Linked DNA regions of Homo sapiens: region 2 is linked to region 1. The links are chromatin contacts, found by Hi-C or POLR2A ChIA-PET in ENCODE. All regions are on one chromosome and are shown on one strand. Each heading gives the region's core, a stretch centred on a gene start or an enhancer-like site at or near the end of the contact. The rest is flanking DNA. Distances are from core to core; before and after follow the strand shown.

The links. A loop is a pair of places that touch in the nucleus more often than their neighbours do. ChIA-PET counts read pairs that join two places held with the same protein, here RNA polymerase II (POLR2A). Pooled maps may share reads with other maps.
Region 2: a pooled map shows a loop between it and region 1 (5-fold over the local background). The contact joins the promoter of WEE1 here to the promoter of RHOG in region 1. A Hi-C loop is called at or near these places in 1 of 50 pooled maps. POLR2A ChIA-PET finds 5 or more read pairs at or near these places in 2 of 52 experiments (B cell and activated naive CD8-positive, alpha-beta T cell).

The regions. Positions count from the first base shown.
Region 1 is chr11:3,836,568-3,843,300 of GRCh38, forward strand. RHOG (ras homolog family member G) reads right to left here and starts at 4,392. Exons shown (of 2, transcript NM_001665.4): 1 at 4,327-4,392. LOC124902619 (a long non-coding RNA gene) reads left to right here and starts at 710. Exons shown (of 2, transcript XR_007062560.1): 1 at 710-1,125; 2 at 1,500-1,708. RefSeq lists an enhancer at 2,533-2,732 and silencers at 4,133-4,522, 4,573-4,622, 4,973-5,242, 5,283-5,332.
Region 2 is chr11:9,568,734-9,575,466 of GRCh38, forward strand. It overlaps WEE1 (WEE1 G2 checkpoint kinase), which reads left to right and starts at 4,937. Exons shown (of 11, transcript NM_003390.4): 1 at 4,937-5,776. The coding sequence starts at 5,201. RefSeq lists silencers at 264-333, 4,590-4,939, 4,960-5,169, 5,460-5,559 and an enhancer at 4,163-5,015.

The DNA.
Region 1 (6,733 bases), core at 3,142-5,641:
CTTCCCTCACTGTCCCAGCACCCTAAGTGTTCCATAAAAGGTGAGCCTCAGCTGGGCATGGTGGCTCACATCTGTAATCCCAGCACTTTGGGAGGCTGAGGCTGGCAGATCACTTGAGGTCAGGAATTCGAGACCAGCCTGGCCAGCATGGTGAAACCCCATCTCTACTAAAAAATACAAAAAAAATTAGCTGGGCCTGGTGGTGCATGCCGGTAGTCCCCGCTACCTGGGAGGCTGACACAGGAGAATGGCTTGAACCCGGGAGGTGGAGGTTGTGGTGAGCTGAGATCGCGCCATTGCACTCCAGCCTGGGTGACAGAGCAAGACTCCATCTCAAAAAAAAAAAAAAAAAAAAAAAAAAAAAGCTGAGCCTCAGGACCAGGACAGCTCTGGCTGGGGGAGCCAAGGAAGCTGCCCCCTCCCCCACGCAGCACAGAGGAAGGGTGCACACTGGCTTCCTCCTCCCCGCCTAGCAGCAGCTCAGCAGTCCCTGGGCCCCACCAAAGGCCTGTGAAGTGGCACTTCCTTTGCCTTTGCTAATTTCACATGAGGCTGTACAGAAGTGCCATCCTGCAAATCCTGGCACCCCCACCTGAAAATACCCACAGAGAGACCCAGGGCTGCCCAGTCCCTTTAGCCCCGCCCGAGGCCTGAGGGGGTTTCCACAAGGGAAAATAACACCAGGGAGGAAACTCCGGCATCTATTTTCCACTGTCAGTGAGGCAGAGCTGGAGTAGGAGACAGGGTACTCCCCCATCTTACTACCCCCTGGCAAAATCCCCAACATTCTCTGCCTTCTTATCTCTCAAGCTCTAACAGTCCTTGTGCTTGGGGAAAGGGCAGTACTATCCCTGGACAGATATGTATGTACAGACTACTCGGACCTGTCAAATTGAGGCTGGTAAGACACAAGGGCCCAGAGTGAGGGGCACTGCTATGAGCAGTCTCTTGGGGGAGGAAGAGTCAGAGCCATGATGTTCACTGTTGCCTTTGGAGGTACTGATATGCAACTCCTTAATGCTAAAATAGAGCCAAGAGAAACCAAGTTGACCAGGTAGCAAATCTACGACAAGGATCCGGATCTTCTAGCCTCCACCCTTATGCTACTTCTACAAAGGAGAGAAGGTGAGGATTCTAACTCTGGCCTGAGAATGGGCCATCTCTTTAACCTCATTCAGGAGAACGCTACCATGGTTTATTCCTTCAGAAAATGGGCCAAAGGGTGGGTTGACTTACATCTGAGCCTTTTTGCTTCCAAGTTCCCAGGCTCTCATGCCTAGCCCATCCTGGTGCATTCATGATTTAGCACTGACATTACTCAATAGCCAGCCACTCTGGCCCTGCCCTAGCTGAGAAGCTCCTCCTCTGGCCTCTAGCTCCTGGAGAGATGCCCTCCCCCCATATGAGATGAGGACAAAAGAGGAAGCTGGACCCTGGACAGGAAAACCAGTCTGATCTGGGGAGGTGGCCCAGGCTTTGTCTTTGGTTTCCCTCCTCAGCTCTTGTCACGGACCCCTACTGACCTCACCACTAATGGGTCTACAGTATATAGAAGGAGTCTTCAGTGTGGGCCTGAGCCCCCTTCTTCATGTCACAACCTTGACCATACCTGTTTAGCCAAGACTTCAGCGGCAGCCTCCTAGGTTGTAGCCACCACCTCCCTTTACCCCCCAATATTTTCCCATTAAAATCTCTCCCGCCCTGGTCACATTTTTTCCAATGATGCCTTTTTTGCAATTAGCTCAAACTTCCAATGGGGCCAGATCTCACCTGGGAGAATCCCTGTCTCACCCATCTTGTCTTTACCATCAGAGCCCTGTGGGTTTGCTCAGTTACGCAGAATACTAAAGTAACTACTGGTTTGCCAGCCTAGGAACTGGGACTCCTGGGGTTTTTATTAAGCTGTGATGCTGGGAAAGTGCCTTGTATGCACATCCTTCTCTAACCTGGGCTCTTATGTAGGTCCCTGGGATTTCTTCCCGGACCCAAACTTCTGTACCTCCAAGAAATGGGAAGAGAGACAAGTGGTTGGAAGGGCAGGACTGGAAGAAGAACAATTCATGGGAGAGGGACGACTGTGACATGGGAAGATGACAGAATGGGGAACAGGGAGAGCCCTTAAATTTAGCTGTAGCACTTACTCCCCTCTACTTCTCTTTTTTTCTAGTGGAGAGAAATGAATACAGATGACTAGAGGAGGTAGACAGGAGCAAGATCCTCAGATGCACCCCAAAAGCTTGAGGATGGAGCTCTAGAGTGGAAACAAGAGCCTCCATAGCCAGGATGGACTGAAGTTAAATTTGGGAGGAATTCCTGAGAAGGAATAGGGTCCTAGGTGAGATGGGGAGTATTAAGGATGCCTGAAGGCAGAGGGGTCAGTAGAACTCCAGAGGGCTTCCTGGTCACTAAGGCCCTGATGCAGATCAGGGCATGCGGGTACCCAGCCTAGGCAGGCCCCAGAAGGTAGCAGGAAAGGAGCAGACACTTTTGCCTCCGCCGCTTCTTAAGTCCGAAGTTAGACCAGCTGCAGTCTTTCCTCCAGAATCCTGCATTTGCCTCCTCCCTTTATTTCCATCACACCCAAGCTGGTCCCATTCTTTCCACCAGGTGATGCTGGAACTAGTAGGTAATGGAGTCAGGGACCTTCAGGCTGTCTTCCGGCTTCTAGGCCTGGCCTCTTGGTCAAGCACCACGGGTTGGGGTGATTTTGATTTCCCACGGCCTCTCTTACAAGTCTTATTCCTGTGTCACCCTACCCTGACTGCTACAAACGGCTTCCTCCTGCCTAACCACAACCTCACTCACTGCAGGTTCCCTTCATTCTGCTGGCTTCCCTTGCTCTGGGCCCTCTCAAGGCTGAGGGCAGTTATTTTGTCTGTAAGAGATAAAGATGTAGTCACACAGACACGCGCGCGCGAACACACACACACACACACACACACACACACACACACACAGGCTTTCCATCTCTTTAATCCATCTCTAAGAGATGAAGATGTAGATACACAGACACGCGCGTGCGAACACACACGCAAACACACACACACACACACACACACACAGGCTTTCCAGCTCTTTAATCCGTCTCTATCACTGGGAGGCTGCAGACTGCCTCTCCAAGCTAGGGAGGTTTGAAAAGACTCTAGAACTCACTAAGTCTTCAACAACTGATTCCAAAGCTGGAGATAAGTGGGTGGGAGGGAAGGATACAGAGAGGGTGACAGGCTGAGGGTTCAAAAGGAATGAGGGGTGATGGAAGAAACCAGGAGGTGCATGTGTGTGGGTGCCAGAGCTGGGAAGGGAAGGGATGGGGCAGGTTGCAGAGGACCAAGACGAACATGGGGCAGGGTAGGTGAAGACAGGTCAAGGCCTAGGTATGACCGTATGTTTGGAGGAAAAGAGACTGGAAGGGATGAGAAGAGAGTGATGGCGGATTTGTGGGTAGAAACTAAAGAAGGTGTGGAGGGAGACGACAGGAGCATGTGTATAATTCAGGGACTAAGAATGAAGAGGAACACTAGGAGATGGTTCTCAATTGTCCCCAAAAGACACAACAAAAACTTGTCAGGGACTATCAGTACCTCTGAATGAGAGTCCTTCCACTTCCAGTTACAGGGCAAGACCAAGTTACTCCCAAAAGAGCAAGGCCAGGCTCTGGTCAGCTAGGAACAGCGTCTGCTCACTAAATACCTACTGCTTGGCTCCAGGTAAGGTCGGGACTCAGGAAAACAGACATACAGACAACGACTGGGGTCGGCGGGGCTCCCCCACCCAACCCGGGTCCTCCTGAGTGCAGAGGGCCTTGGGGCTGCAGACCGAGTGTGGGTCTGTATTAGCATCCATCTGACAGGGAGAGAGCTTTCGGAGGCCCCAGACACCGCCCCTCTCACCCCAAGTGTCACAACTGCCAGAGCAGAGGGAGCGCCTTTTCCAGCCCAGAAGCCCTCTCCCCTCACGCACTTCTCAACACCCCCCCCACCAACTTCTGAGGACACCCCACCTGCGTCCGATCTCCCAGCTCTGAGCTCTTCCACTTCAGAGACACTTATCTTGGAGCCCGGGACCCTCCGACCTCAGGGGTCCCTCTCGGCTCCCTAGAGGCGGTACAGCCGCCGGGAAGCCACCCTCGCCGAGCCTCCGCCGGCTCGCAGTGGCCCCGTTCCCGCCCCGCCCGGCCGGCCGCGCCCGCCCTACTTGGACTGAACCGAGAAGCTCCCGCCCGCGGCCTCCGCCAGCAAACTCATGAGCCGGCGCCCGCGCCGAGTCCTGGGCCGGCCGGGCTCTCCTCCCCCGGACCCCTACCCGCCAGCCCCGGCCGGGCCTCACCTGGTGCCCTCCCCGAGGCGGGGGAGCTGGGGGCGGCGGCAGCGGCTCCGGGCTCGAGAAGGAAGTGAGAGCGGGAGGCCGGAGGAAGTGGGGGGGGCGGGCCGGCGAGGCGGGGCGGGCCGGGGCGGGGCCCGACCAGGAAGTCCGAGGGCCGATCTCCCCCTCTCCAGCCCCGGCCCGCCCCCAGCCTCGCCCCCGGCCCAGTCCCGGGCTTGCCACGTTCCCCTCCCAGTCCGCTGCCCCTGCGGTCAGTAAGTCAGGCCTCCCAAGGTCAAGTCTCTCCGCCTCCTCCTGGCCACCCTACCCCTGGAGGCCCTACCCTGGGCGCTAGGCGTTCGTCCTCTTCCCCCCATCCCGCCCCCACCAGCCTCCGCGGGAAGATGCTGAGAAAGGCGCCCCTGGGCCTGGTCCCTTCAGTCAACCCCAGGGATAGAGTGGTGGCCGAGGCTGGGGCAGTCCCCGCCCCTGCCCTGAGCCCCGGGGGAGTGCGAGGTGGTGGTGATTCAGCAGTGGGAAGGCCCCAGACCCCTGGGGAGGGTGGGGAGACTCGGGGGGAAGAGGAGCTGGCGTCAGCACCCAAGGGAAAGACAAGATCAGCAGAGGCGCAGGCGGAGCCGCGGGCCCCAAAAACAGGATGTCGAGTCGTCATTCAGCACCGTGCAGCCCTGCGAGGCCTGGCTCTGGGGAGGGGGCGGGGCGGACGGAGGACTTGGGGCTTCCCTCGCCCCCTCGCCCCCTGTTCTGCTGGGGCGCGCAGCTGCTTGGGGCTGAAGAGCCGCACCCAGGCCTGAGGTCCAGCTTGGGCCCCGGCGACCCGCGGGTGGGCGGGCTCATGGGCGCCCTCTGGTGCTTCGCTCCCTGGCTTTGCGCTCGGAGCTTTGACTTGAGAATCCATATCCTTCGTTCAGCACAAAGTTTCTGAGCGCCTACCACGTGGAGAGAGCTAAGTGCTAGGTGCTGTGAAGAAACACAGCGTTTAAGACAGGATCCCTGTCTTCCAGAAGCTTTTCAAATAAACGGATTGATTCCAGGAATAAATAGCTTAACCTTTCTGAGCCTCAAATCTGTCTTTGGTAAAATAGAATAATTATATTTCACCCCGTAGTTTTGAAGATAACATGAGAATGGGTGTAAAAGACCTGTTGTCAATGCGTATCTCAAACACTAAACAAATATCTTTTAAAAATATCATACCCTAAGAGTCTGGCGCGGTGGCGTCTGCCTGTAATTACAGAGATGGTGAAACCTTGTCTCTATAAACACAAACACACACATATTTTTTGACAGTCTCACGATGTCACCCAGGCTGGGGTGCAGTGGCACGATCTCGGCTCACTGCAATCTCTGCCTCCCAGGTTCATGCAGTTATCCTGCCTCAGTCTCTCGAGTAGCTGGGGTTACAGGTGCATGTCACCACACCCGGCTAATTTTCGTATTTCTAGTAGGGACGGGGTTTCACCCTGTTGGCCACGCTGGTCTCGAACTACTGATCTCAGTTGATCCACCTGCCTTGGCCTCCCAAAGTGCTGAGATTACAGGCGTCAGCCACCACACCCAGCCTACTTATATTTTTAAAAAAATAAATAGGAACCACGTAAGTAATTTAAAACTGTCTATTAATGACATTTCAAAAAAAGTAAAAAGAAACGAAATGAATTTTAACTATATTTGACTTAGCCATAGCCAAAGTATTATCTTTTTTTTTTTTTTTTTTTTTTTTTTGGAGATGGAGTCTCGCTCTGTCACCAGGCTGGACTGCAGTGGCGCGGTCTCTGCTCACTGCAACCTCCGCCTCCTGGGTTCAAATGATTCTCCTGCCTCAGTCTCCCAAGTAGCTGGGATTACAGGCACGTGCCACCATGCCTGGCTTATATTTGTATTTTTAATGGAGATAGGATTTCACCATGTTGGCCAGGCTGGTCTTGAACTCCTCACCTCGTGATCTGCCCGCCTCAACCTCCCAAAGTGCTGGGATTACAGGCATGAGCCACTGCGCCCGGCCTCAAAATATTATCTTTTAGCATGGTAATCAACATAAAAATTACTGGTTATAAAAATTAACTGGATATTTTGCATTCTTTTCTTGTACCAAGTCTTTGAAATGCGGTGTGTATTTTATACTTACAATTTGTCTCAATTTGGCTGGAAACATTTCAAGTGGTCAATAGCATGTGTAGCTGGTGGCTACTGTATCATCCTCAAAAACAGAGGCTTTATCAGATTCAGGCTGGTGAATGACTGTGTGGATGAAGTCTTTCTCAAAGATCCTTCTCTAGAAGCCTCCCCTGACCTGCCAGGCAGTGTTTGGGTCTCTTGTCTCCTCTTCGGTCTGGTCCCTGTAGCCCTTCAGACAAACTCCTCTTTGTGGAGGACATGAGAGCAGGAGGCACAAGGGGAAATTCTCATT
Region 2 (6,733 bases), core at 3,687-6,186, 5.7 Mb after region 1:
GAATATGCATGCATATTCATGTGCTATATGTATTAAAAATACTTGAGAAGGTGATTTAGAAATCTCAGTTTTAAATCTTCATGGGAAGAATCTTGCTTGTTTTGTTGCCAAGGAAGGTGAATGGGTTGAAAATAGTTTTAAAGCCCTTTACGTGCGAAGTCATGAATCTAAAGAGGATAAACAGGTTAGGTTTGTTATCCCAGAAGCTAGAGGCAAGATTTTTACTCAGTTCTTTCAACATTACCACAAGCATGTGGATTCTGCAAAAGTTGCCTAGCAACATTAGTTAGAAACAACATTGGGTGGAGAAAGGAACTGGAAATTTGAATTAGATACGGCCTGGGGCAGGCGGGTGTAACCCATCTCTCCAGTACAGTGTGTGCTTTACTCAGAGGAGCGTGAAATTTTAAAAATCAGAACAGTCACTTAAAATTTCAGTTAGGATGTTGCTACAGTTAAACCATAATATTGTGCCATGTTCTCAGCTTGAAGAGGCAGGGCCTGGGTTTCTCACTTTTGTTTTGTTTTGTTATTTTGGCACTTTTGTTTTAAAGATCACTGGATTTTCATTAAATTATTCTAGAAACATTTATTAAGCACTTTCTCAGGGGCCAAGGCACAGTGCTGGTTGCTGGAGCTCTGAAGACAAACACAGTTTGGACCCTGCCCTGGGCAGTGTGAAAACCAGACAAGTAAACAAAGTAAGAGTGTTACATAGTCCGTGCTGGGTGCGGTGGAAAGTCTGGAGTAGGGAATGGAGAGTCAGGAAAGGCTTCACAGAGGAAATGGCTCTAGCACTGAGTCTTGGTTTCAACTTAAAAAAAAAATTCCTTCAGCCAGGTGCAGTGGCTCACACCTGTAATCCCAACCCTGTGAGAGGCTGAGGTAGGCAGATCACTTGAGCTCAGGAGTTCAAGACCAGCCTGGGCAACATGGTGAGACCCGGTCTCTACAAAAAATACAAAAATTCACCAGGTGTAGTGGCACTTGCCTGTAGTCCTGGCTACTCAAGAGGCTGAGGTGGGAGAATTGCTTGAGCCCAGAAGGGGAGGTTGCAGTGAGCCGTGAACGCACCACTGCACTCCAGCCTGGGCAATAGAGCAAACCCTTGTCTCAAGGAAAAAAAAAAAAAAAATTATTTCCCCCAATCATTCTACACATTTATTGTGAACTTACCTCTTCGATTCTGTGTGAGGACTTCAAAGTCCTGGGTCTGTGGACCAAGAACTCTTCCCTTCCCATCCACAACCCAAGCCCTTCTGCCTGCCTTAGCCTACTTCAAAGACCTCCCATTTAGGGACGCAGACAGGTGGCAAAGTAGGAGTTGACAAAACAAAACAAAACATTGTTAAGAGTGTTTACCTTCAGGAAGGGGAACTGGGCTGGGATTTGAAGGGATAGGTGGGAGAATTTTGTACCATTTAAGTTTTTGTTACTGGAGTGGGGAAAAACCATGGGGAAAAATAGGAAGTGTGATGGCTGCTACCTCTACAATCTTGCATTAAATAGAGTACTAGAGTGGTGATCTCTGTTCAATTTTTTTTTTTTTTTCCTGAGATAGTTCTCGGTCTGCTGCCTAGGCTGGAGTGCAGTGGCACAATCACAGCTCACTGCAGCCTTCATCTCTCAGGCTCAAGGGATCCTCCCACTTCAGCCTCCTGAGTAGCTGGGACCACAGGCATGTGACACCATGCCCAGCTAATTTTTAAATTTTTAGTAGAGGTGAGGTCTCACTATGTTGTCCAGGCTGGTCTTGAACTCCTGGCCTCAAGTGATCCTCCTGTCTTGACCTCCCAAAGTGTTGGGATTGCAGGTGTGAACAACTACCACACCCGATTCAAAATCTTAAATAGGCAAACTTATCTGCAAATGTGCCAATTTAGGAAGCGAATAAACCAACAATTATTTAAATAAGGGCTCTTTTATCACTCACAAGGGAGTGAACGCCTAATCCACGTTAGAATACTGCAATAAACAAGGGTCCCCTACCCTCGGGGACCTTATTTTTCTAGAAGGAGATAGTAATAAACTAACAACGTACTTTGAGATAGAAATAAGCCTGCTAAGGAAATAAAGCCAGGTGTTGTGAAAGAGCAAAGAGTGAGGGAGGGGACGTGAGAACAGAGATACGGAATTCTTACATAGGAGGAGTTTAGGAGCATCAGTCTAGTTGTGGAGAGGCAACTAAAGGGCTTTAAAGTCCCATTTACTTAGAAAGCACACTATTTTCACATGCAGTTTATGTTACAGATCGATAAAAGTAGGGTTCTCTATTTTTATTTATGCTTCATAATAAATTGAGAAAATGTCAATTATATCAAATAATTATATTTGTCATCAGGAGTGGCAGGAGGGGGCCCACAGCCTGGGCAATATGGTGGCTCATGCCTGTAATTCCAGCACTTTGGGAGACGGAGACGGGCAGATTGCTTGAGCCCAGGAGTTCTAGACCAGCCTGGGCAACATGGTGAAACAGAGTCTCTACTAAAAATGCAAATATTAGCTGGGCGTGGTAGCACACATCATTAGTCCCAGCTATTTGGGAGGGTGAGGTGGGAGGATCTCTTGAGCCTGGGGAGATCGAGGCTACAGAGCCGTGATTGCACCACTGTACTCCACTTTGAGACAGGGTGGACAGAGTGAGACCCTGTCTCGAAAAATAAAAATTTAAAAAAAAGGAGTGGCAGGAGGGGAAGTGTTGGAGCAAGGGTTCTGAAAATCACTCCTTGGCTTTGGCCACTGTGGATCATTGACTAACTCTCCTTATACAAGTCTAGAATTCTTGTCCTCCAAGAGCTTAAAATTAAGTTTGCATGACCATATAAAAAACACATTTATACACCAGTTAGCAAATGTTAGGAGAAAAGACAGCTGTTGATCCTTCACTGTGTCTTCAGTTGTGTGATCTCAGGAAATTCCCGATTTGATGTGTTAAGTACTACCGTGTGTTTCAAGAAAAATTCAGCTTGAGTTTATTTAGCCTTTGAAAAGCATTAGAACAACATATATGACAAAGTGTTAATATGCATAAAGTGCTAACAATAAGAAAAATAGGCAATAGAGATAAATGTAAATTATCATTAAACCCATGACAACTGTTCAACAATATGAATCAAAACAACAAAACCACATCAACGAACATCCACTGATGTCCTGAATTCACAGAGTGTGCTCTAATCCACTGCTAGTGAGAATGTATTGTGTTTCTGGAGGGGGAGTTTGCCAGTTTATATCCTTTGACTGAGGAATTCTAACTCCAGGGAGGTATCCAAAAGAGTATTTTAAAAAGGCCAGGCGCGGTGGCTCACGCCTGTAATCCTAGCACTTTGGGAGGCCGAGGCGGGCAGATCACCTGAGGTCAGGAGTTTGAGACCAGCCTGCCAACATGGTGAAACTCCGTATTTTGCATTTTGTAAAAATACAAAAATTGGCCAGGCCTGGTATGTGCTTGTAATACCAGCTACCCGGGAGACAGGAGAATCGCTGGAACCCGAGAACCCGGGAGGTGGGGGCTGCAGTGAGCCGAGATCGCGCCACTGCACTCCAGCCTGGGGCGACAGAGCGAGACTCCGTGTCGAAAAAAACCAAACCAAACAAAAAACATGGAGAAGGAAGCATATACACCACGGGGTTGTTTACAACAGAAAACTGGAAGAGGCCGGGAGCGGTGGTTCACGTCTGTAATTCCAGCACTTTGAGAGGCCGAGGCGGGCGGATCACTTGAGATCAGGAGTTGGAGACCAGCCTGGCCAACATTGGGAAGTTCGTCTCTACTAAAAATACAAAAATTAGCCAGGTGTGGTGGCAGCCGCCTGTAATCCCAGCTACTCGGGTGGCTGAGGCATGAGAATCGCTTGAACTCTAAAGGCGGAGGTTGCAGGTTGTAGTGAGCCGAGATCGTGCCACTGCACTCCAGCCTGGGTGACAGAGCAAGACCCCGTCTCAGAAAAAAAAAAAAAAATAAATAAACAAAGAAAGAAAAAAGAAAACTGGAAGAAACGTGTAAGTGCATTAAGGGACAGATTAAATCAGTTTAACGAAGCACTAGGGAAATTTTTTAAAATTGCGTTTGAGTTTGCCGCGAGCCGGGCCAATCGGTTTTGCCAACGCATGCCCACGTGCTGGCGAACAAATGTAAACACGGAGATCGTGTGCCGGGCACTTGGTTTCGTGGTGGGCAACTGTGCTGCTGTTTCTTTTGGCCGCGGACAAGGTCGGCAGAGGTGGACCCCTGCTTGGGAGAGCTCTTCTCGCTGTGCTGACACCCGCCCCTAACAGTCACCCACCCCGGGGAAATAATGGGGCTCGGAGGCCTCCTCCCAGCCAGTGTCCAGCCTAAGCACATCGGCTCCCGCAGTTCAGAAAGGTCCCGAGGCCCGAGTCACCATTTCCGGCTCAGACCTCGACCCTGAACGTGGCTGCCCACTGCCACGCCCACTACGCCCCAGTGGCTCGCCCCAGGGGACGAGGGGCAAGAAGCGGCCTCCGAGGGCAGCGGCCGAAGGCCATTCGGTCCCTGGCTCTTCCCAGCTCGCAGAGACCCGGAGGCGCTGCCCGGCCGCCTGCCCCTCTTCAGATCCCCCAGCACCGGAGGAGCAGCGAGGGGGGTGCGTCCAGGCCGGCTTTCGGGTCGGCTTAGGCGAATCCAGCTCTCTTTTGCCCCTCCCAGAAGGCCCAGCCCCGTCCGGGCGGTGTTCGGGCGGCGCCGGGCCGGGCCCCCCGCCGCCCCAGGCTCGCTCATAGGCCCGGAACACCACAGCCCGCCCAGACTTGGCTGGCGCCGAGCCGGGGGTGGAGCCAGCGGGTTCCCGCCAAAATCGCGTAGCTGGTCCTTCCCCCGCGGGCTACGTCGCGCCCTCCTTTTTTTTTCAAACCCGGAGCTGCACTGGGATTGGTGGACTGGGCACTCACGTGGTTAACGGTCGCGGGAAGCCGCGGAGCCCGAACCTGAGACTGGACCTGAGGAGACCTCAGCCTCGGTGCTCGGGCCGCCCCGCCTCTGCCGGAAAGTCCGCGCCGCCGCTGCCGCCACCGTCCGCAGCCCGAGCGCCCCGGAGCCGCAGGCCGCCGCCGCGCAGAGACGCCGCGGCTGCGACTAGGCGCGCCCAGCCGCACGTGGCGGACCCGCCCCCAGGCCCGCAGTGTCCTGGACCCCGCAGGCCTCCGCTCTCCTGTCCTCGGCCCCGTCCCCAGGGCCGCGATGAGCTTCCTGAGCCGACAGCAGCCGCCGCCACCCCGCCGCGCCGGGGCGGCCTGCACCTTGCGGCAGAAGCTGATCTTCTCGCCCTGCAGCGACTGTGAGGAGGAGGAAGAAGAGGAGGAGGAGGAGGGCAGCGGCCACAGCACCGGGGAGGACTCGGCCTTTCAAGAGCCCGACTCGCCGCTGCCGCCCGCGCGGAGCCCCACGGAGCCCGGGCCCGAGCGCCGCCGCTCGCCCGGGCCGGCCCCCGGCAGCCCCGGCGAGCTGGAGGAGGACCTGTTGCTGCCCGGCGCCTGCCCGGGCGCGGACGAGGCGGGCGGTGGGGCGGAGGGCGACTCGTGGGAGGAGGAGGGCTTCGGCTCCTCGTCGCCGGTCAAGTCGCCGGCGGCCCCCTACTTCCTGGGTAGCTCTTTCTCGCCGGTGCGCTGCGGCGGCCCAGGAGATGCGTCGCCGCGGGGTTGCGGGGCGCGCCGGGCGGGCGAAGGCCGCCGCTCGCCGCGGCCGGACCACCCGGGCACCCCGCCACACAAGACCTTCCGCAAGCTGCGACTCTTCGACACCCCGCACACGCCCAAGGTGAGAGCGGCGGGCGCGGGCACCCGGCGGCCGGGGCCGCGGCGCCGGAGGGGCCAGCGCCGCTGCCTGGGTTCGGTTACAGAAGCGGCCGGCCGCTCCCCCCTCGCTTTCCTGCGCCGCCCCCCAAAGTTGGCAGCCCTTGTGTTTGGCCCTGCCCCGAGGTTGTCCGTTGAGATTATGTAACTGAACAATGGGCCTCGTCTGGAACTTCATCTTACAAAGGGGCCGATCGGCCCGTCCGGGTGGCCAAGGATTTGCCGCCCGTTGAGTCCGGGCCGCCCCGAGCGTGTCAGCCCCGAGTGCGGCACCGATAACGCGGTTCGCGAGGATGCTGGAGGGTGCCGGCCCGGCCACCTGACACTCCCGAGCCATAGGATGCCTTTTAAACGCGGCGATCGGGCCTGTAATTTGGGCGGCGCGGGCAGAAGGAGTTTAAAGAAAAATAATTGTCCCGCCCTGATCGTGTCGTGTCGTGTGGCGTGGATGGGGGAAAGGTCTGGGGCATGCAGGGAGACTACGCTTGGACTTGGGAGTAAAGGCTGGCCTTCCAAGCATTTACAGTCCTACAGACTCATCCTAAGTCCAGGCAGTACTGAGGCCTGTTTCTGGACAAGGTCTTGGCCCAGCATTTGTTTTTATCGTGGGTTTGCGGTGCCCAGAGTTTGGCCGGCCTCCGTGTGATTAGGAACATCCTACCGTAGATAAGGTATCTTAAAGAAGGAGGTGTTCAGCACCTGTGTTTTGAAAGGCCTTCGAGTACTGCGCAGATGACCACTTTTAAAACTGCAGATTTTAAAGCTGATACTTCCAGAGATTAAGACAAGCCTCGCATTTGTAAGGTTAACAGGGAAGATGCACCTTTTAAAGTGAGTTTGTTTTGTTTTCAATGTACTGTTTGTCATCAGCCTAGGCAATCTGTGTGCTTTCGAGCTGTACTGTTTATTGGCCGACTTGCTC